Regions from separate parts of the Homo sapiens genome. Here region 1 is linked to region 2. Evidence: read pairs that join two places in POLR2A ChIA-PET (ENCODE). Cell type or tissue: PC-9. All regions are shown on one strand. Links, peaks and the distances in the headings refer to the core of each region. The heading gives the core; the rest is flanking DNA. Region 1 overlaps NFIC (nuclear factor I C). Region 2 overlaps TLE2 (TLE family member 2, transcriptional corepressor).

Evidence for each region. Peaks named below come from ENCODE experiments on the same cell type or tissue, not always from the same donor. Only the 100,000 strongest peaks of a DNase experiment are listed, where the experiment ranks them.
Region 1: POLR2A ChIA-PET joins it to region 2 with 5 read pairs; 2 of 35 experiments call an interaction of 5 or more read pairs at or near these places.

What each region holds. Positions count from the first base shown.
Region 1 is chr19:3,436,708-3,447,997 of GRCh38, forward strand. The region is part of intron 6 of NFIC (nuclear factor I C); the gene reads left to right. Among named protein-coding and RNA genes, the nearest start is that of SMIM24, 38 kb to the right of the region's middle. RefSeq lists an enhancer at 8,602-9,143. In PC-9, for the core only: a CTCF peak has its summit at 3,595 (motif pointing left); no DNase peak of the experiment used is centred there.
Region 2 is chr19:3,014,470-3,025,759 of GRCh38, forward strand. It overlaps TLE2 (TLE family member 2, transcriptional corepressor), which reads right to left. Exons shown (of 20, transcript NM_003260.5): 5 at 10,551-10,613; 6 at 5,230-5,304; 7 at 4,814-4,994; 8 at 3,371-3,390; 9 at 1,184-1,291; 10 at 101-145. Among named protein-coding and RNA genes, the nearest start is that of TLE2, 9.2 kb to the right of the region's middle. In PC-9, for the core only: no CTCF peak of the experiment used is centred there; a DNase peak (open chromatin) is centred at 8,462.

The sequences.
Region 1 (11,290 bases), core at 2,793-6,792, 420 kb after region 2:
CAGGTGATCCACCCACCTCGGCCTCCCAAAGTGCTGGGATGACAGGTGTGAGCCACTGCTCCCGGCCACCTGTAGGATTTTTAGAAGCAGTATAACATTAGGATTAAGAGGTCAGATTCAGGCATTGGAGAGACCTGGGTTCAGATCCCAGCCCTGCCCGTGTCTAGCTCTGTGTGCTGTGTAACCTGGGGCACATCACTTAACTTCTCTAAGCCTCAGTTTCTTCATCTCCACAATGGGGGTGATGTGAATAATGTTCTTTGGGAGCTACAGGAGGAGGAAGGGTAGGATGTGCGTGAAGCAACCGTCTGGCCCATGCGACATACCCGGGAAACGGGAGGTCACTGTCATCCACGTCTTTATAACATTCCTGTCTCTGACCAGGCTCGGTGGCTCACGCCTGTAATCCCAGCACTTTGGGAGGCCGAGGCAGGCGGATCACGAGGTCAGGAGATCGAGACCATCCCGGCTAACACAGTGAAACCCCGTCTCTACTAAAAATACAAAAAAAATAGCCGGGCGTGGCGGCGGGTGCCTGTAGTCCCAGCTACTCAGGAGGCTGAGGCAGGAGAATGGCATGAACCCGGGAGGCGGAGCTTGCAGTGAGCTGAGATGGCGCCACTGCACTCCAGCCTGGGTGACAGAGCGAGACTCCGTCTCAAAAAAAAAAAAAAATTCCTGTCTCTTTCCGGCACTCGGACGCATCTAGTTGTGACATTTCAGGTGCCAAGGCCCCTCCCTTCCACAGTGTGGGCTCCCAGAGCAGGAACATTCCTAAAGGGTCTCCATCCCTCAGGGGACCTGTCTCAGTATTTATGAGGTTCTTTTTTTGTTTGTTTGTTGTTTTTGTTTTGAGATGGAGTCTTGCTTGTTTTGAGAGATCACGCCAGTGCACGCCAGCCTGGGCAACAGAACGAGACTATGTCTCAAAAAAAAAAAAAGAAAAAAAAAGTCACTTCTGTTTCGTTTTTTTTGTTTTTTGTTTTTTGTTTTTTTTTTGAGACGGAGTTTCGCTCTTATCACCCAGGCTGGAGTGCAGTGGTGCAATCTCGGCTCCACCTCCTGGGTTCAAGTGATTCTCCTGCCTCAGCCTCCCGAGTAGCTGGGACTACAGGCGGGCACCACCACAACCAGCTAATTTTTGTATTTTTAGTAGAGACGGTTTTTACTATGTTGGCCAGGCTGGTCTTGAACTCCTGACCTCAAGTGATCCGCCAACCTCAAGTGATCCGCCCATCTCAGCCTCCCAAAGTGCTGGCATTACAGGTGTGAGCCACCGCACCCAGCCGTGACTTCTCATTAACTCTGTAATTGATGAGGCTGTCAGAATGTAAACTGCACGCTAATTAAAGTGAAAGACCACCTTTGCGATGAGCCAAAGCAACCCTGAGAGGAAAAATTGTAGCTTTAAGTCTATTTATTAGGAGAGGAGAAAGGTGGAAAATAAAGAATCTAGCTTTCAACAGAGAAAACTCAAAAAGAAAACATTTTAAGCTCTGGAGCTCAGTCTGACTTTTCTGCCCGGCTGCTCACTGGCAACCCCTTCCACTGGGGAAGGAGGTGGTAGCAATGGGGGGAGGACAAAGAGGAAGCCCCCACCAGCTTCTGCTCTGTGATTGGGAATCGCAGAGCTAGCAGGGAATGTCAGAGGAGGTCTGTGCTCCTGCAGCTTCCACTTGATTACCTCAGGGGATGGCAAACTCACTCCCTCCTGAGGGTTTCTTTTTTTTTTTTTTTTTTTTCTTTTTGAGACAGAGTCTCGCTCTGTCGCCCAGGCTGGAGTGCAGTGGCGCCATCTCAGCTCACTGCAAGCTCCGCTTCCCGGGTTCACGCCATTCTCCTGCCTCAGCCTCCCGAGTAGCTGGGACTACAGGCACCCACTACCACGCCCGGCTAATTTTTTCTATTTTCAGTAGAGACGGGGTTTCACCGTGTTAGCCAGGATGGTCTCGATCTCCTGACCTCGTGATCCGCCCATCTCGGCCTCCCAAAGTGCTGGGATTACAGGCGTGAGCCACCGCACCCGGCCTCCTCCTGAGGGTTTCATCCTCAGTGTAAAGCCCTCCTGTGTGCTGGCCCTACCTGAGGCCCTGGGGACACAGAGATGATCCAACCCACTCTTGTCCCTACCTTCCAGGGGCTAACAGCCTAGTGAGGGAGATGGGTTTTTATCCAGGTGACTACAGCCCAGAGGAGGAGGCACAGAAGACAGTCAGGGGGAACAAGAGGACCCTGATAGAACTTGGAAGAAAAGGGAGGACCTCCCCGAGGAGGAGAATCAGGCTGACAGAGCAGTGAGGAGCTCGGGCAACTGGCTTCTCTGCTTCTCCAGCTGTGTGACATTTGGCAGGTTCCTTAACCTCTCTGCCCCTCAATTTCCTCTGCTATACGATCAGGTTGCTGGCCGGGTGCAGTGGCTTACAACTGTAATCCTAGCAATATGGCAAGACCCCATCTCTACTTAAAAAAAAAAAAAAAATAGCATCACATAGTGGTGTACACCTGTAGTCCCAGCTCCTTGGGAGGCTGAGGTGAGAGGATTGCTTAAGACGGGAGGTCAAAGCTGCCCTGAGCTATGATCATACCACTGCACTCCATCCGGGGCAACAGAGAAAGACCCTGTCTCAAAAAAAAAAAAAAAAAAAAAAAAAAAAAAAAAAAAAAAAAAGGCTCACCTGTAATCCCAGCACTTTGGGAGGCCGAGGCAGGCGGATCACCTGAGGTCAGGAGTTCGAGACCAGCCTGGCCAACAGGGTGAAACCCCATCATTACTAAAAACACAAAATTAGCCGGGTGTGGTGGTGGGCACCTGTAATCCCAGCTACTCGGGAGGCTGAGGCAGGAGAATCACTTGAACCTGGGAGGCGGAGGGTGCAGTGAGCCGAGATTGTGCCATTACACTCCAGCCTGGGCAACAAGAGCGAAACTCCATCTCAAAAAACTCTGCCTTGATATCCCAGTGAAGAGAAAACACTGGAAGAATTTTTTTTTTTTTTTTTTTGTCAGAGTCTTGCTCTGTCGCCCAGGCTGGAGTGCAGTGGTGTGATCTCGGCTCACTGCAAGCTCCGCCTCCCGGGTTCATGCCATTCTCCTGCCTCAGCCTCCCGAATAGCTGGGACTACAGGCACCCACCACCATGCCCGGCTAATTTTTTGTATTTTTAGTAGAGACGGGGTTTCACCGTGTTAGCCAGGATGGTCTCGATCTCCTGACTTCGTGATCTGCCCGCCTCGGCCTCCCAAAGTGCTGGGATTACAGGCGTGAGCCACCGCGCCCGGCCAAACACTGGAAGAATTTTAACACCCGTGGCCCAGGGCTGGACTTTACGTAAAGCACGCACCTGGGGCGTGAGAGCCGGGTTTATTATTAATTCGCGGCTAAGCTACAACCGGGATGATTTAAGTGGATTTATCCGCAGGGAAGATGATGGGAGGGCATTCCCAGCAGGGAGAATCGTGGTTTGAGGAGTTGCACTGTGGATGTTTGGGGCCAGACCATCCTCTGGGGCGGGGCTGTCTTGGGCACTGTTGGGTGCTGTGCAGAGTTCATGGCCTCCACCCACTCCGTGTCAGGAGCACCCCCCAGTGGTGACAACCGTAAATGTCCCCAGACCTGGCCAAATGTCTCTTGCGGGCAGAATCTCCCCTATAATATAGCCAGAGGCATATGCAAAGCACCTAAACGGAGTGGGGAGAAGGTGCGTGACCCCTGGTCTGGGCCACTCTTTTTTTTTTTTTTGAGACGGAATCTCTCTCTGTCGCTCGCCCAGGCTGGGGTGCAATGCGCGATCTTGACTCACTGCAAGCTCTGCCTCCCAGGTTCAAGCGATTCTCGTGCCTCAGCCTCCCGAATAGCTAGGATTACAGGTGCCCGCCACCACGGCTGGCTAATTTTTGTATTTTTAGCGGAGGCGGGTTTTCACCATGTTGGCCAGTCTGGTCTGGAACTCCTGACCTCAGGAGTTCCACCACACCCGGCTAATTTTGTGTTTTTAGTAATGATGGGGTTTCACCCTGTTGGCCAGGCTGCTCTCGAACTCCTGACCTCAGGTGATCCGCCCGCCTCGGCCTCCCAAAGTGCTGGGATTACAGGCGTGAGCCACTGCGCCTGGCCTTTTTTGTTTTGTTTTGTTTTGTTTTTCCCAAATAGTGACTTGCTCTGTCGCCCAGGATGGAGTGCAGTGGTGCGATCAGCGCCCACTGGGCTCATGCCATCCTCCTTCCTCAGCCTCCCAAGTAGCTGGGACTATGGGCACTTGCCAACACACCTGGCTATTTTTTGTACTTTTTGTAGAGACAGAGTTCCCTGTGTTGCCCAGGCTGGTCTTAAACTCCTGGGCTCATCCTCCTGCCTCTGCTTCCCACAGTGTTGGGATGGCAGGTGTGAGCCACCACACCCGGCTGGCCGCTTTTTCTCTATGTCCCTTCCCAACATTTTAGTCCCAGACAGCCCTGCGGAGGTGCCTGGCAGGCACCTCATTTTGCAGAGGGAAACCCTGAGGCTCAAAGAGGTGACATCACCTGCTCCAGGTCACCCCAGCGGCAAGCGGGTGCACAGGGACACGGAACCACGTGGCCGTTCCCAGCGGCCCCACTCAGGGTACCTCGCTCTCTTTGTTTTATGGGGCATCTGTGATGTCCTAAGCCGGGTTATTTCCCCTCCCGGCAACACTCTGTGAGATCAGGGCTGCCCCTGGCCATCAGTTGACAAGTGGGGAAACTGAGGCCCAAAGGTCCCACAGCAAAGAAGGGGCAGAGCCCCGAGCTTATGCCCAGTGCTTCCTGGGCCTCTCCCCATCGCTGTGGCCTGCATCGGTAAACATTTCGCAGCCTCTGAAGTCCCAAGGGGGACGCCTCAGAACAGGCCTGGCCCCTGGGCTGGAGCAGGGTTCCTGAGGTTCCCAGTGGGGCCCAGCTGTAACCTCATTGGTGGACCGAGGCAAGGGCCAGAGGGGCCCAAGGGAAGGGCCAGAGGGGCCGGGGGCACAGGAAGGGCCGGAGGGGCTGGGGGCACGGGGAGGGCCAGGCTTATTGTTGCAGCCTGCAAGGCTGTCCCAAGCCGGGTGCCTCCGCAGAGGGAGGACACAAAACAGGAACCCAGGCAGGCAGGGTCTCTCCCGAAGGTGCCCTTGGCCCCTGGCCACCACCCTGGGATGCTCCTCCTCCTCCTCGGCATCCTCCCCCCACCCTTCCCTGCCCTTTCCAGCTTCCTGTCTAGACAGCCCCCAATTAGCCACTCATTAAGGGGGTTAAGCTGATTAGAGCAGCTCTCCCTTCCTCTGGCGGACTCGGGGCCTTTTCTCCCGGGCAGTGCTCAGCCAGTCCCCAACCCTGAGGCTCACAGAGGCCTGGGGGGATCATGCCAGCCCGATGCCAGGCAAGACCCCCACCCCACACCTCCAGGCCCCACATTCCAGCCTCTAGGCTTTGCCCGCTTGGGGCCTGGGCCAGGCCCTTTCTCCTGGCCGCCTCCACCCGAGGCCTCCCTGCTTACGCGGCTGCGTGGGGTGGAGGGAAGGTGCCTTGGAGCAGCCCCCACTGTGCTTTGTTTTTGCTGCTTGTGTAGCTCCCCCTTGAAGGCGACAAAGGTCCCGTCCACAGGCGGTTATTACACAGGGCGGGGCAGGCAGCCCCCATCCATTCCTCTCCTCTGTCACCCCAGGCTTCCCATCCCTTTTTTTTTTTTTTTTTTGAGTCAGAATCTCACTCTGTTGCCCAGGCTGGAGTGCAGTGGCATGATCTCGGCTCACTGCAGCCTCTGCCTTCCAGATTCAAGCAATTCTTCTGCTTCAGCCTCGCAAATAGCTGGGACTGGGACTACAGGCGCCTGCCACCATGACCAGCTAATTTGTGTATTTTTAGTAGAGATGGAGTTTCACCATGTTGGCCAGGCTGGTCTCAAACTCCTGACCTCAAGTGATCCGCCCGCCTCGGCCTCCCACAGTGCTAGGATGACAGGTGTGAGCCACCGAGCCCAGCCCGCCCATCCCTTTTTTTAACCCCAGGGTGGAGGCTAGTGCAACGTGGCCTGGGGAGGGACAGAGTTGGGTTCCAACTCCACCTCCACCCCCCCTTGGCTCTATGGCCTTAGGCGAGTGACGTCCCCCATCAGGCCTCAGCCTCCACATCTGTGAAATGGGCGCAGCTCCTGTAAGCTCTGCACGGGGCAGCTGTGAGGACCACATTAAGAGAGGAGGCTAGTGCCTTCACAGAAGGTCCTCACCCAGGGCGATGCTGCCCCACCCCCAGGGACACTGGCCGGTGTCTAGGGACATCTGTGGTTGTCACAACTGGGAGAGCTCTTGACATGGAGTGGGTCGAGGCCAGGGATGCTGCTTAGCACCCTGCAGTGCCCAGGACAGCCCCTCCCCAGGGAACGAGCCAGCCCCAATGTCTACAGTGCTGAGGCTGAGAAACCTGTATTAATTATGTAGAAAAAAATTGAGGCTGAGTGTGGTGGCTCACACCTGTAATCCCAGCACTTTGGGAGGCCAAGGCTGGAGGATCGCTTGAGCCTAGTAGTTTGATAACATAGGGAAACCCTGTCTCTACAAAAAAATACCAAATTAGCTGCATGTGGTGGCGTGTGCCTGTAGTCCCAGCTACTCGAGAGGCTGAGGTTGGGAGGATCGCTTGAGCCCAGGAGGTCAAGGCTGCAGTAAGCTATGATTGCACCAGTGCACTCCAGTCTGGGCAACAGCGTGAGACCCTATCTCAAAAAAAAAAAAAGAAAAAGAAAAAAGTCTGCCCCCTGCTCACAACGGAATAAACTCCTAGTGTGGCAGACGGTGTGTAAACCAGGGGGACCCCCAGCTCCTGGGACTCACCTCCTCTCTCCCTCCCCACTCAAGGTGTGGATTTCAATGTGTGCAGCCTCCTGGGACCTCTGCAGGGCAGAGGATCATGGGACGCAGAGGATCATGGGACGCAGAGTCTCTTGGGGGTCCATGGAATCCTCTAAGACAGAGGATTTTACCTATGGGTGATCCTGACCCCAGAGGACACTGGGTGACATCTGGGGACCTGTGTGGTTGTCACGACTGCAGGGTGGTCCTGGCATGGATTGGGTCCAGGGACACCGCTTAGCACCCTGCAGTGCTCAGGATGGCCCCACCCTAGAGAATGATCCGGTCCCAAATGTCCACAGGGCCCAGAGGAGACCTTGGTGCACTGTCAACGCCCCGTGGTCACTGCTGTCCTCATCAGATTCATGCCCTGCATCGGGGCCTCTGTCCACTCCACACACTCTGTGTAGGGCCCCTCCTGACCCCGGACCCTAGAGACCCAGCCAGAGTGGGCCTTGGCCCCCTGGGGGAGCCGGCATTTCAGTGGGAGATGGGCTTGTTTGTTGAGCAAACAAATGGCTGCTCCGACGGGGTGATGAGGGCCTTTTGTCAAATACAAAGAGGAGGTCAGATGGGCGTGTGTGACAAATGGCTGCTCCGACGGGGTGATGAGGGCCTTTTGTCAAATAGAGGAGGTCAGATGGGCGTGTGTGACAAATGGCTGCTCCGTCGGGGTGATGAGGGCCTTTTGTCAAATACAGAGAGGAGGTCAGATGGGCGTGTGTGTTAAACAGACAGGAAGAAGCTCTGATGGGGGAGCCCTCGGGCCTGCGTCCTCCTCACAGTCAATATTCTCAGATGGGGCATTCAGGATGCCGGGAGGGGCGTATGGATGTGTTCCCTGAGAGGAAAGATGGCCACTGAGATGGGCGGGGGACGCACATGCCCGCTGGCTGAACAGGGAGGTCCCACAGGGGTCCCAGGCATGCCTGCTGAACAGACAGAGGATGCTTGGAGGCGGGGTGCAGAGTCAGTGTCCGTAGAGCCTGCCGGGAGCGTGCCGGCTTATTCTTTCTCGCGGTGCCTGAGCTGCGCTCCCCCCTCCTTCCTGCCCTGCCCTGGCTGCCGCTGGCCCCATCTCAGGAAGCTCTAGCGGTGCCTGCAGGGATGTGGCGGCCGGGGGTGGAGTCTGAGCCAGACTATTTCCATCCAGGACAAGCGGTTCTAGGAAATCCTCCTAAATGAGCGTCTGACAACCCTAACCTCGTTCCCGCCGTGGCCCTGCGCTTGCAGGGAGCTGCCAGCCCCTGCACACACACACACACGCTTGCACACACGCATGCATGCTCATACATATATGCACGCACGTGCACAGGCGTGCACACATGTATGCATGCATGCTTGCAGACCTGTACGTGTGCGTGCAAGCACACATACATAGACATGAACATGCATGTGCAGGCATACACATACATGCATATATTCACGTGCACACGCATGTGCGCATTCACACACATAGACACGTGCACAGGCATACACATACACAGATATGAACGTGCATGTACAGGCATACATATGCAGGCGTGCACACGTCCACATATGCTCACATGCGTACACACACATGCACAGACATGCACACATGCATGCAGCTGTGCACATGCGTGCAGGCATACACACATACATGCACGCACACACATGCATGTATTCACATGCACACACACACGTGCACAGGCATACACATGCACACACACGTGCCGACAAGACCAGCCTGGCCTCCCCGGCTCCAGGCCACCCTCATTCCTGCCACATCCTCCTGCCCTGGAAAAGCCCGGGCCTGGCTGCTGGGGCCCAGCTTGGTCACAGACTTCATGGCATCCCACTGGGCAGTGGGGCCTCTCTGGGTGGCTCAGCCTCGATGTCCGAGGCCTCAGGAGTGTTCCCCCTTGAGTGTTCACAGGCTGGGCATGAGTGGAGGTGTCATCCTTCCTGCCCCCCATGTGGGTGTCCTGGGTGCCCGCCTCCTCCAGAGCCGGGTGTTCCCGGGTCCCTGGGAACTGCTGACCTGCTTCTGGGGTGTGTCCCAGTGACACCTTCACTCCTCACAGCATGGTGTGTGCAGGGCCATGGGGACAGCTGGTTCCATAACCACAAAAGCAGATGAAGAGCTGCATGTCCCCCCACAGCTGGGTCCTGGATCTGGGCTCCCCCTGGGCTGCAGCCATCAGAGAGGACGGAAGTTCCCTGAGTGGTAACCCCGTTCAGGGAAGGATGCAGCGATGCTGGGAGGATGGAGGAGGTGGGGACAGGACTGGGGAGGGCCTGTACCACACAGATGCCTGCAGGTGCCTATGGAACCACCAGCAGGAGACCCAAGACACGGTGACATCCTCACCGTTTCTCATCAGGGCATCACCCGGGGACAGCAGGTCACATCTGGGGACATCCGTGGTTGTCCCCACTGAGGGGCGCTCTTGGCACGGAGTGGGTGGAGGCCAGGGGTGCTGCTCAGCGCCCTGCAGTGCCCAGGACAGCTCCCTACAGAGACCGATCTGGCCCCCACATCAGCAGTGCTGAGACTGAGAAATCCTGCGTGAATTATTTGGAAAATATTGAGTTACGTCACTGCTCACACCAGACACCAGAAGAAGCTCCTGACAGGGCAGACGGTAGAAACCAGGGGGACCCCAGCTCCTGGGATTCACCTCCTCTCTCCCTCCTCACTCCGTGTGGATTTCAGTGTGTGCAGCCTCCTGGGACCACAGCAGGGCAGAGGATCATGGGACATAGTCTCGTGGAGGGTCCATGGGATCCCCTAACCCAGAGGGTCTCACCCACACGTGATTCTTGCCCAGGGTACTTTTGGTGATGTCTGGGGACATCTGTGGTTGTTACAACCGGGGGTGCTCCTGGCATGAAGTGGGTGGTGGCCAGGGACTCTGCTCAGCACCCTGCAGTGCCCAGGAGGGCCCCACCCCAGAGAATGATCCAGCCCCAGTGTCCACAGTGCCTGTCTGAGAGACCCTGGAGGTAAGGAACTCCAAGGGCCAGGTCGAAGGGAAGCTAAACTCATCACCCTGTTTGGATGGTCTCAGTAGATATGTTTTACCTTAAAAGAAATGTAAAAATCCTTTCTAAAAATTCGGCTCCCCAGGGCACGCCTCCCTGAGATTCCATTTCCAGGGATAGGGTAGGGCCCAGGACACTGCATTTCTCAGGCAAGATGTGATCCTTAGCCCTCACTTGAAAAAGCTTCTCTGGGGCCAGGCACTGTGGCTCACGCCTGTAATCCCAGCACTTTGAGAGACCAAGGCAAGAGGATCCCTTGAGCCCAGGAGTTTGAGACCAGCCTGGGCAACATAGCAAGACCCCATCTCTAAAAAAAAAATTGCCTGGACATGATGGTGCATGCCTGTGGTCCCACCTACCTGGGAGGCTGAGGTGGGAGGATCACTTAAGCCCAGGAGGTTGAGGCTGCAGTGAGCCATGATCGTGCCTCTGCACTCTAGCCTGGGTGACAAATAACTCGGCTGGGTGCAGTGGCTCACGCCTATAATCCCAGCACTTTGGGAGGCCGAGGTGGGTGGATCACCTGAGGCCAGGAGTTTGAGACCAGCCTGGCCAACATGGTGAAACCCCATCTCTACTAAAAATACAAAAATGACCCGGGCGTGGTGGTGGGCGCCTGTAATCCCAGCTACTCGGGAGGCTGAGGCAGTAGAATCGCTTGAACCTGGGAGGCGGAGGTTGCAGCGAGCCGAGATCACGCCATTGCACTCCAGCCAGGGCGACAGAGGGAGACTCTATCTCAAAAAAAAAAAAAAAAAAAAGACACAGCCCCAGAAGGCCAGGCATTTCGGCTCCAGAGCTGGGACTCCACCCCAGCCTCCTGGAAATACCCAAAATGGCCCTCTTTGGGGCTCTGTGTTCCCACTTCATTTTGAAGACAGGGTGAAAGTGTCAAGGGGCACCGTGTCATCTCCCCACTCACCCCAAATAGCAGCAGCAGCGGCTCCTGCAGTAGCTAACATTCTTCCAGCTGGGTGGCTGACGTTCCCTCGGAAAGCAGGGCTGAAGGCATCCTCAGAGAATGCCCCGATGCCCAGGGATCTGGGACGGCCATGGGCTTCACCTGCACAGGCACCCCTGGCCCAATCCTCACAGCTGCCACTCCCACACTGCTCCCGATGGAAATTCCAGAGCTTTACAGAATCCCCTGTTTTATGAAAAGGGGTAGACGTGGCAGCTCACCCCAGGTCGCACAGCCTCATGGCCAGCCGGGGTTTGAACCCTGGACCACCTGCTTCCCCCACACCCAGGGGCTTTCCAGGGGGTGCCTGGAGGGGGAGGGAAGCCGATGTTTGGTGGGTGAGCCTCCCTGAGTCCATCCGTTTTTTGTTTGTTTGTTTACTTGCTTGTTTGTTTTTGAGACAGTTTCACAGTTTCATTCTTGTTGCCTGGGCTGGAGTGCAATGGCGTGATCTCGGCCCACTGCAACCTCTGCCGCCT
Region 2 (11,290 bases), core at 6,803-10,802:
GGAACCAGGATCCCCACTACCTCTGGGTCCTCCCAGTCCAGAAAACCCACCCCTTGCTCTGTGCCCAGAGTCGGGGAAGAGGCTGGACCCCTGGACTCACCTCGTCCACCACCAGATTGTAATCACTCTTGTCTTCGTCGCTTTCCTGGGGGAAGATGGGGGAGAGAGCTCATTGTGGTCATGCCCCTGCCTCCACACCCCCTATCCGCTCCTCAGGAGTTGGAGGCATGAGCCCAGCCAGCCCTGGGGCATGACTGGGATTCTCAGACCACTGCACCCGTTTGCTCATAGCAGAAGGGAAGGCTGCACGTGCCCGCATCCGGGAAGGATGTGGGGAGGCAGGGCAGGTGGGCACCTTGTGGAGAGGACTTTGAAGGATGTGGACTACATGAGTGCCCTGTGTGACTCCCGGCCCTCTCAGGCCTCAGTTTACCCCTCTGCATGGTGAGGGGAGAGCCAGAGACCAGCAATCATCCTTACCGCCTTCATAAAGACTCCGCCTTAATAAATAAATAAATAAAATTCATTGCCAAAGAAAATAAGACTCCACCTTAATAAATAAATAAATAAATAAATAAAATTCATTGCCAAAAAAAAAAAAAAAAAGCTATTAGGTAAAAAGGAAGATTTAAGGCTTCTCTGAGAAACAGCAATATTGGCCCACCCTGAGCCTGCCAGTCTCCGGGGATCAAGTTGCAGCTGCCCCTGTAGGTGGGAGAAGGGGCTCCCCAGCTGGCCACAGCCCCATTCCCCACATTCGGCCTGGCCCCTGGGATGCTAGAGTTGGAAACTACAAGTGTGCAGCCGTCTGGCAATGAGAGGAGGTCCCAGCCTCTAGGAGGTGGTCAGGGAAGGCTTCTTGTAGGAGGTGGCACTTTGTTTCTTGATAGAAAAATGGGTTTCTAAAACATGTGTGTTCTAGGGAAAGAAAACAGCTGGAGCAAAAGCTAGAGGGTGGGAAAATGGCTGTACGGCCAAGAGGCCGCAGAGACTTCAAGCAACTGGAGTTAAGCCTTGCATTACAGGATCTCCTCTGATTGGTCAGTACTCTGAGTAGTAGGGAGCTATGGGAGGCTCCGGAGTGAGAGAATTATGGCCAGAGCTGGGCTCTGGAAGGCTCTGAGGGGCCAGGCTGGTCTGGGCCATGCACGCCCATCCCAGTCCTGCACCTGCCCCCACTCACATAAGGTCCTGATGGCTCCTTCTCATCTGCTCTCTGCTTCCCGCCACCACCAGGGCCACTCGGTCGCTCCTCCTCCACGAGACTCTCAGGGGGCGAGGGAGATGCACTCTGCGGAGAGACAAAGGCCGGGGGGAGAAAGGGTCAGGGCCCTGGGCTCCTAGATTGCATTGTGATCCAGCCGAGACTGAGGGTCCCCCACCATTATTAGGGTCCGGACCTCAAGCTTCCCATCTGGGAAATGGGAGCTTCCAACGGCTGACTCAGTGCTAAGGTTTTGTTCTCTCTTCTGTTTTGTTTTGTTTTTGACGGAGTCTTGCTCTGCTGCCCAGGCTGGAGTGCAGTGGAGCCATCTCGGCCCACTGAGACCCCCGCCTCCCGGGTTCAAGCGATCCTCCTGCCTCAGCCTCCCCAGTAGCTGGGATTACAGGCGCCACCACCACGCCCAGCTAATTTTTGTATTTTTAATAGAGACAGGGTTTCGCCATGTTGGCCAGGCCTATCTCGAACTCCTGACCTCAGGTGATCCACCTGCCTCGGCCTCCCAAAGTGCTGGGATTACAGGCATGAGCCACCGCAACCAGCGCCTTACTTCTTCTGCAACCTCTCTGACATCTATAATTATTTCAAAATTAAACCATTTTGGCCGGGCGCAGTGGCTCACGCCTATAATCCCAGCACTTTGGGAGGCCGAGGCGGGCGGATCACAAGGTCAGGAGATTGAGACCATCCTGGCTAACACGGTGAAACCCCGTCTCTACTAAAAATACAAAAAAAAAAAAAAAAAAAAATTAGCCGGGCATGGTGGCGGGCACTTGTAGTCCCAGCTACTTGGGAGACTGAGGCAGGAGAATCACTTGAACCCAGGAGGCGGAGCTTACAGTGAGCCGAGATTGCACCACTGCGCTCCAGCCTGGGCGACAGGGCAAGACTCAGTCTCAAAAAAAAAAAAAAAAAATTAAACCATTTTTTGAAAAACTTACTGACACAGCTCACATGACATTTCTGTTGGGGAGCACCCACAGATATTGCTGAACGGCTGATGGCTAGGCGAACGGAAGTGAGGATGGGAAGAAGGGTCCAAGGTCATGCATTCATTTATTTAATTACCCGAAAAAAGCTGGAGGTTGAAATTTTTTTTTCTTTTGAGATGGAGTCTCGCTCTGTCGCCCAAGCTGGAGTGCAGTGGCGCAATCTCGGCTCACTGCAACCTCCGCCTCCCGGGTTCACGCCATTCTTCTGCCTCAGCCTCCAGAGTAGCTGGGATTACAGGCGCCCACCACCACACCCAGCTAATTTTGTATTTTTAGTAGAGATATGGTTTCGCCATGTTGGCCAAGCTGGTCTCGAACTCCTGACCTCAAGTGATCCACCCACCTTGGCCTCCCAAAGTACTGGGGTTTTAAACACTACAGCCTTCTGGGTATCTCCCACACAGAAAGGCTTCAGGAAACCGGGCTATGGATCTTGTTTTTTTATTGTTGTGGTTGCTGTTGTTTGTTTTTTGAGACAGAGTCTCATACTGTCGCACAGGCTGGAGTGCGGTGGTGCAATCTCGGCTCACTGCAACCTCTGTCTCCCAGGTCCAAGTGATTCTCCTGCCTTGACCTCCCGAGTAGCTGGGATTACAGGCACCCGCCGCCACGTTTGGCTAATTTTTGAATTTTTAGTAGAGACAGGGTTTTGCCATGTTGGCCAGGCTGCTTTTGAACTCCTGGCCTCAAGTGATCTGCCCACCTTGGCCTCCCAAAGTGCTGGGATTACAGGCACGCACCTGGCCTGGTTTTTTTTTTTCTTTCTTTCTTTTTTTTTTTTTTTTGAGACAGGGTCTTACTCTGTCACCCAGGTTGGAGTGCAGTGGCACGATCACAGCTCCCTTCAGCCTTGGCCTTCTGGGCTCAAGTGATCCTCCCACCTCAGGCTCCCGAGTAGCTGACACAACAGGCATGGACCACCACACCCAGCCAACTTTTTGTATTTTTCTGTAGAGACGGGGTTTTGCCATGTTGCTCAGCTGGTCTCAAACTCCTGGCCTCAAATGATTCTCCTACCTCTGCCTACCAAAGTGCTGGGATCAAAGGCGTGAGCCACCATGATCGACCTAGGTCTCATTCTGAGGCCCCCATCAGCTCAGAACCAGCGTTGGCCTCCCAAGAATATAAAAAGAGTCCCAGGGTGCCACTCACTTACCCTGCTCGGGGCTCTCTCCACTGACAGATTGGGAATGGGATAAAGAGAAAGAAGGAGAAAGAATGAGGCGTTTGTATCCACGGCGCCAGAGGGTACAGCCCTCCAGTTTATAAAGCCCCCCGCCCCCACCACCCCACTCAGAGTCTCTCTACCCTTCCAACACCCTTGCAAGTGGTGGATTATCCCTCCCCTGCATTCAGATCAATGCCCAGAGAGGGATAGTGACTTGCCTCAAGACACACAGCCCATTGGGGGTGATGTTGAACCCCAGGGCCTTGCAGCCGCTCTCATTGATCCCCTCACACTTTACGAGTTGGGGTCTTGCTCTGTTGCCCAGGCTGGAGTGCAGTGGCCCAGTCACAGTTCACTGCAGCCTCGAGTTCCCGGGCTCAAGTGATTGTCCCATCTCAGCCTCCCGAGTAGCTGGGACTCCAGGGGCATGCCACCATGCTTGGCATTTATTTATTTATTTATTTATTTATGAATGAGACAGAGTCTCACTCTGTCGCCCAGGCTGGACTTGGCTCACTGCAACCTCTGCCTCCCAGGTTCAAGCAATTCTCTTGCCTCAGCCTCCCGAGTAGCTCAGATTACAGGCACCCACCACCATGCCCAGCTAATTTTTGTATTTTTAGTAGAGACAAGGTTTCACCACGTTGACCAGGCTGGTCTCAAACTCCTGACCTCAGGTGATCTGCCCGCCTCGGTCTCCCAGAGTGCTGGGATTACAGGCGTGAACCACCGTGCCTGGCTATCTATTTTTATTTATTTATTTATTTATTTTAATTTTTTTGAGACAGAGTCTCACTCTCTCACTCAGGCTGGAGTACAGTGGCACAATCTTGGCTCACTGCAACCTCCGCCTCCCAGGTTCAAGCGATTCTCCTGCCTCAGCCTCCCGAGTAGCTGAGATTACAGGCACCCGCCACCACTCCTGCCTAATTTTTTTTGTATTTTTAGTAGAGATGGGGTTTTCCCATGTTGGCCAGGCTGCTCTCGAACTCCTGGCCTCAGGTGATCCAGCCACCTCGGCCTCCCAAAGTGCTGGGATTACAGGCATAAGCCACCATGCCCAGCCTGTGCTTGACTAATTTTTAAATTTTTCATAGAGATGGCGTCTTGCTATGTTGCTTGGGCTGGCCTCTAACTCCCGGCCTCAAGTGATCCTCCTGCCTCGGCCTCCTAAGTACCTGGGAATACAGGTGTGCACCATCCCACCCAGCAAATTTTTAAATTTTTGTAGAGACGGGGTCTCGCTCTGTTGCCCAGGCTGGTCATGAACTCCTGGGCTCAAGCGATCCTCCCGCCTCGGCCTCCCAAATTGTTGGGATTATAGGCATGAGCCACTTCATCCCCTCACGCTGATGTTTGCTACCCTGGACTGCCAGTCGTCCTCCCCAGCCCCGTCTCCCCAGCCAATGCCACCCCGTGCTGCCCACTCACCTCTGGACCCCTCGGCCTCCACGCCCGCACGGTCCTCCTTGACAGCCGCCGCCAGCTGAGCCTGGGCAGCCAGGGCTCCAGACAGAGCAAGCAGCCCCGTAGCACTGCCGCCCACCAGCCCGGCTGGGCGGGGGGTGAGGGGCACAGGGGGTGCGTGGTGGGACAGCGGCTGGAGCTGCTGCTGCTAGAAAGGAGGCAGGATGGGCCGGGGCGGGGGGCGGCAGGAGCCCAGCGGTCCCCAGCCCAAGAGGTAGACACAGGGGATGGGACCTAAGCACAGCATGTGCCCCTGGGGTTCCCAGGACCACTGGAGCCAAGGCCCACACACCACCCCAGCTTTAACACCTCCTGGGTGGGTGCCAGGGACCTGGGAGTGGGCGTCTCCCCATGGCGGGGCAGGGGCTAGAGAGACTCACCCCGATGAGGCTGTTCAGCTCCCCCACGGTGACCTGCTTGGCGCGTTCTACGGCCTGGAGCACCTGCTGCTGATGCTGGCGGGTGGAAGGGATCAGGTAGAGGGTACATTGAGCCCCTGCTCATGCTAGCGGTGCCCTTGGGGACCTGACCTCTCCCCGCCACCCTCTCATCTTTGCCCCGGTACTTCCCATTTCTCTTTTATCTTTTTCCCTCTCACTCTCTCCCTTTCCTTTTGGAATTTTGAAATAAGCACACGGAGAAAGAAACCAAACCTAAGTGCAGGTAGAATAGTTACAAATCAGGCCGGGCATGGTGGCTCACGCCTGGAATCCCAGCGCTTTGGAAGGCTGAGGTGGGCAGATCACCTGAGGCCAGGAGTTCGAGACCAGCCTGGCCAACATGGTGAAACACCTGTAATCCCAGCTACTCAGGAGGCTGAGGCAGGAGAATCGCTTGAACCCGGGAGGTGGAGGTTGCAGTGAGCCGAGATCGTGCCAATGCATTCCAGCCTGGGTGACAGAGCGAGACTCTGTCTCAAGAAAAAATATATATATATTACAAATCACAGTCTCTCCTTTGGAGCATCGAAGAACCAAAGACATCTGGGGCTGGATTGTTCTCTGGGGCGGGGCTGTTCCAGGCACTACAAGGAGCCGAGCAGCATCCCTGGCCTCCACCCACTCCATGCCAGGGGCACCCCCAGTTGTGACAACCACAGACGTCTCCTGGTGGTAAAACTACCCCCAAGAAAAAAAAAACACTGTGATAAATCGGCACCATGGACCCTTCTCCTAGGTTAAGGAACAGAAAGTACCAGACTCCAGGGGCCCCCTACACTCCCTGCCATCAGAACACCCTCCCTCCTCCACCTTCATGACAATAATTTCTTTGTTTTTCTGTATAATTCTGCCTCCTACGATCGCCTTCCTAAACCTGCGTGGATTTGTCCGTTTTCAACTACGTTGTGGGCTCATTCTCTGAGTTCTCTTTGGCATCTGGCCTCTCAGCATAACATTTTAAGCTTCTTCCATGATGTGGTGGGTGGCGGCAGCATATTCAGCTTTCAGAGCTGTGGGACTCTGCTGCGAGAAAATGTTATATCTGAGCCGGGCGCGGCGGCTCATGCCTGTAATCACAGCACTTTGGGAGGCCAAGGCAGGTGGATCACTTGAGGTCAGGAGTTCAAGACCAGCCTGGCCAACATGGTGAAACCCTATCTCTACTAAAAATACAAAAAAAATTAGCCAGACGTGGCGGCGGGTGCCTATAATACCAGCTACTCGTGAGGCTGACACAGGAGAATCACTTGAACCCAAGAGGCACAGGTTGCAGTGAGCCAAGATTGCACCACTGCACTCCAGCCTGGGAGACAGAGTGAGACCCAGTCTCAAAAAAAAAAAAAAAAAAAAAAAAAAGGGGGGGGGGTGCTGAGCGTGGTGACTCACACCTGTAATCCCAGCACTTTGGGAGGCTGAGGCAGGTGGATCACGAGATCAGGAGTTCGAGACCAACCTGACCAAGATGGTGAAACCCCATCTCTACTAAAAATACAAAAATTAGTCAGGCATGGTGGCATGCACCTGTAATCCCAGCTACTCGGGAGGCTGGGGCAGGAGAAACACTTGAACCCGGGAGTTAGAGATTGCAGTGAGCCAAGATCGTGCCATGCACTCCCGCCTGGGTGACAGAGCGAGACTCAGTCTCAAAAAAAAAAGAAAGAAAGAAAATGTTGTATTTTTGCTGTTCCACACAGAAGCCACTGGCCATGTGTGTGGCCACCAGGCATTTGACATGTGGCTGGTGCAACTGATGAATAGAATGATTAATTTTATTAAATTTAAGTGAATACAAGTTTAAATATAAAATAAATTTAATAGGCTTATTTTTATTTTTACTTTTTTGAGACGTAGTCTCACTCTGTTGCCCAGGCTGGAGTGCAATGGCATGCTCTTGGCTCACTGCAACCTCCGCCTCCCAGGTTCAAACAATTCTCCTGCCTCAGCCTCCCAAGTAGGTGAGATTACAGGTGCGCACCACCACACCCAACTAATTTTCATACTTTTAGTAGAGACGGGGTTTCACCATGTTGACCAGGCTGGTCTTGAACTCCTGATCTCAAGTGATTTGCCCCCCTCAGCCTCCCAAAGTGCTGGTATTACAGGTGTGAGCCACTGCGCCCAGCCTAAATATAAATTTAAATATAAAATTAACTTAATAGATTTCAGGTCGGGCGCAGTGGCTCATGCCTGTAATCCCAGTACTTTAGGATGCTGGAGTGGGAGGATTACGCTAGTCCAGGAGTTTGAGACCAGCCTGGGCAACATGGTGAGACTCCCTCTCTGTTACATTATACATATATACTTATTTAAGCCGGAGTCTCACTCTGTCGCACAGGCTGGAATGCAGTGGCGTGATCTCGGTTCACGCTAACCTCCGCCTCCCAGGTTCAAGCAATTCTCCTGCCTCAGCCTCCCGAGTAGCTGGGATTACAGGCACCTGCCACCACACCCAGCTAATTTTTGTAAAAAAAAATTTTTTTAGGCCAGGTGCGGTGGCTCACGCGTGTAATCCCAGCATTTTGGGAGGCCGAGCCAGATGGATCACCTGAGGTCAGTAGTTCAAGACCAGCCTGGCCAACATGGTGAAACCACCCCCCCACCCCATCTACAAAAATACAAAAACTAGCCGGCATGATGGTGGGTGCCTGTAATCCCAACTACTCGGGAGGCTGAGGTGGAAGAATCGCTTGAACCCAGGAGGCAGAGATTGCAGTGAGCTGAGATCGTGCCATTGCACTCCAGCCCGGGCGACAGAGCAAGACTCTGTCTCAAAAAAAAAAAAAATTTTTTTAAGGAAAAAAATAATAGATTTAAATATTATTAATAGTTAACCTAAGTGTAAATGATCACACGGGGCTGGTGACTGCCGTGTAGGATAGCGGAACAGTAGTATATTCCACTGTATGCACTCTGAGGCTGCTTGTGTATACACGCTCCTGAAGACAGACATCTGGGCTGTCTCCACCAAGGAGGTATCAGGATGCGGATACAGAGCTCCCATGGGGGTGCACCTGTGTGTGGGTGTGTGTAGGATGGGTTGGAAGACTTTCTAGAAAGGGCCAGAGAGTGAAAACATTTTCCCTCTGCAGGCCAGAGGTCTCTGTTGCAACTACCAAACTCTGTCACTGTAATGGGAAAGCTGCTGGAAATGATATGTACATGAGTGGGCGTGGCTATGTCAATAAAACTTTATTTGCAAAAACAAGTGGAGGGGTGGAGCTGGCCCTCGAGCTGCAGTTTGCTAATTCCTGGAAATGTGTGCCTTACTCATTCCTTTCAACAGTCATTTTACCTAATCTTTTTTTTTTTTTTTTGAGACAGAATCTCGCTGTGTTGCCCAGGCTGGAGTGCAATGGTGCGAACTCGGCTCACTGCAACCTCCACCCCCCGGGTTCAAGCAATTCTCCTGCCTCAGCCTCCCGAGTAGCTGGGACTAGCCCAGCTAATTTTTGTATTTTTAGTAGAAATGAGGTTTCACCATACTGGCCAGGTGGGTCTCAAACTCCTGACCTCATGACCCGCACGCCTTGGCCTCCCAAAGTGCTGGGATTACAGGCGTGAGCCACTGGGCTCGGCCTACCTAAACTTCTTGCGGCTCTTGCCTTTCTCTAGACCACCTCGTCCCCACTTTCCGCTGCAGATGCTCTTTATGTTCTGTGTCTACACAGGACCTCTCCCCACCCCAAGCTTCCAGAAATCTCAGACTCAGTGGAATCTGAACAAACTGAGCATCTCCCCTCTGGGTTTGGTCCTCAAGGCATCAAGGATCCTCCCAGTGTATCCACTCTGAAGTAGAACTATCTTTCACGTCTCTCTGAAGAGAGAACGTACCACACAGAAACAGGGACAGTGCAGGCTGGGTACAGTGGCTCACACCTGTAAACCCAACACTCGGAGCCTGACACGGGCGGATTGCTTGAGTCCGGGGGTTCGAGACCAGCCCGGGCAACATAGGGAGACCCGTCTCTACTAAAAATACAAAAATTAGCCGGGCGTGGTGGTGCACGCCTGTAATCCCAGCTACTCAGGAGGCTGAGGCATGAGAATCGCTTGCACCCAGGAGGTGGAGGTTGCAGTCAGCCAAGATCATGCCACTGCACTCCAGCCTGGGTAACAGAGCAAGAATCCATCACACACACACACACACACAAAAGAAAAGAAAAAGAAAAAAGAAACAGGGACTGTGCAAAGGTACTGAGGATGAAAGGAACCTGGGGCACTCTCAGAAGAGCTAACTTTTTTTTTTTTTTTTTTTGAGATGGAGTCTAACTCTCTCACCCAGGCTGGAGTGCAGCGGCGCAATCTCTGCTCACTGCAACCCCCGCCTCCTGAGTTCAAGCAATTCTATTCTCCTGCCTCAGCCTCCCGAGTAGCTGGGATTACAGGCAAACACCACCATGCCCGGCTAATTTTTTTTTTTAAGTTTTAGCAGAGACAGGGTTTCACCATGTTGGACAGGCTGGTCTCGAACTCCTGACCTCTGGTGATCCACCTGCCTCAGCCTCCCAAAATGCTGGGATTACAGGCAGGAGCCACCGCACCTGGCCGAATTACAGTCCATTTTAACCATTTGTAAGTGCACAGCTCAGCAGCATAAAGCACACACACGGTTGTGCAGCCATCCCCAGCACCATCTCCAGAATTTTCCCATCTTCCCAAACTGAATTTCTGTCCCCATAAAACTCTCACTCCCCGTCCCCTCCCCAACCCCTGGCACCCCCCATTCTGCTTTCTGTCTCAGTGAACCTGACGACCCTGGGACCTCCTAGGAGTGGATCACCCAGTGTTTGTCCCTCAGTGACTTCTTCTAGCAAGACGGTAGGGTTAACTTTCATCAGGTGCTGAGTAAGCGTACCCATCATCTCCAGCACCCTGGGTGTATGAGCTCATCTCAACTTCACACCTACGCTACTGAAAAAACAGAGACAAGTGTCCTGCCTGAGGCCACACAGCCAGGATTCAGACCCAGGCAGCCAACTTGCAGGGCTTGAGGGGGTCAGCTCTATGCCTTGCTTCCCATCAAGGGGGAAAACAGCCCCCAGTCCTCACCCTCAGCCAACACCTCCCTCCATCCCTGCAGCCCCTGCCCCAGCGGGATGCCTGGCCTCAGGGCTGCGGGACTACTGCAGTGAAAATGGTCTCTATCCGTGCTGCAGGCTACGCGGCAGAATCAGTGCCTGGGGCGTCCTCGCCCAGACCTACCCCCTCCCGTCTTCTTCCGGCTCCCTTCCCCTCCTCCCCCCACCCCCAGGCCCACTCACCTCCTGGGTCAGGAAGGGGATAATCTGAGCGCAGATACCGCTCAGACGCTTCACAATCTCCGCCTGGCAGGAAGCAATGAGAGGAAGCTTGGAGCGGGGTAGAGATTTGCAACCCAGCTCTGGACTCCCAGGCGGACCAGGTGTTGGCAAAGCCGAAGGGTTGGGGAGGTGACGCCCGCAGGTGCACAGAGGGAACTCAGGCTAGCATGGCATGGGCCGAGGTGGGATTCAGAGCCCCACCAGGCTGCGTGCTCAGCTGAGCGAGGCCCAGGGTGGCCTGGAGCTGGGAAGACCAGGGCTGAGGTCCTACGAGTCACAGATACACCACCCGCCAGACGCACACCCGCCAGGGATTTGCAGGAGGCAGACGCTCAGACACCCAACTCAGACGCAGACACTCAGAGGTGCTGGGCTCAGCTGAAACAAAGGAAAGGGGCCTCCGCCTGGAGTCCCAGATTCCAGCCCCGGCTTGGCCCACGTCTGTCCCAGGCAAGGCCCCTTTCTTGGTCTCCTCCGCTTCCCAGGACTGATCTACCAGCTGGGGATGCCTCCAGGTGGAGATCTCAGCACGCCACACTCAAGGGAAGGATTTCATCTGGAGAGGGTCTGGGCCCAGGTGCCCCAAAGAGGCTGAGCAGACGAGAAGGCGTGTGGGTGGGGAAGGGGGCGGGCATACAATGGCCACGGACTTTGCCTCTGCCTGAGTTACAGGTGTGCTGTGTGTCTGGCGAAGTCTGTGT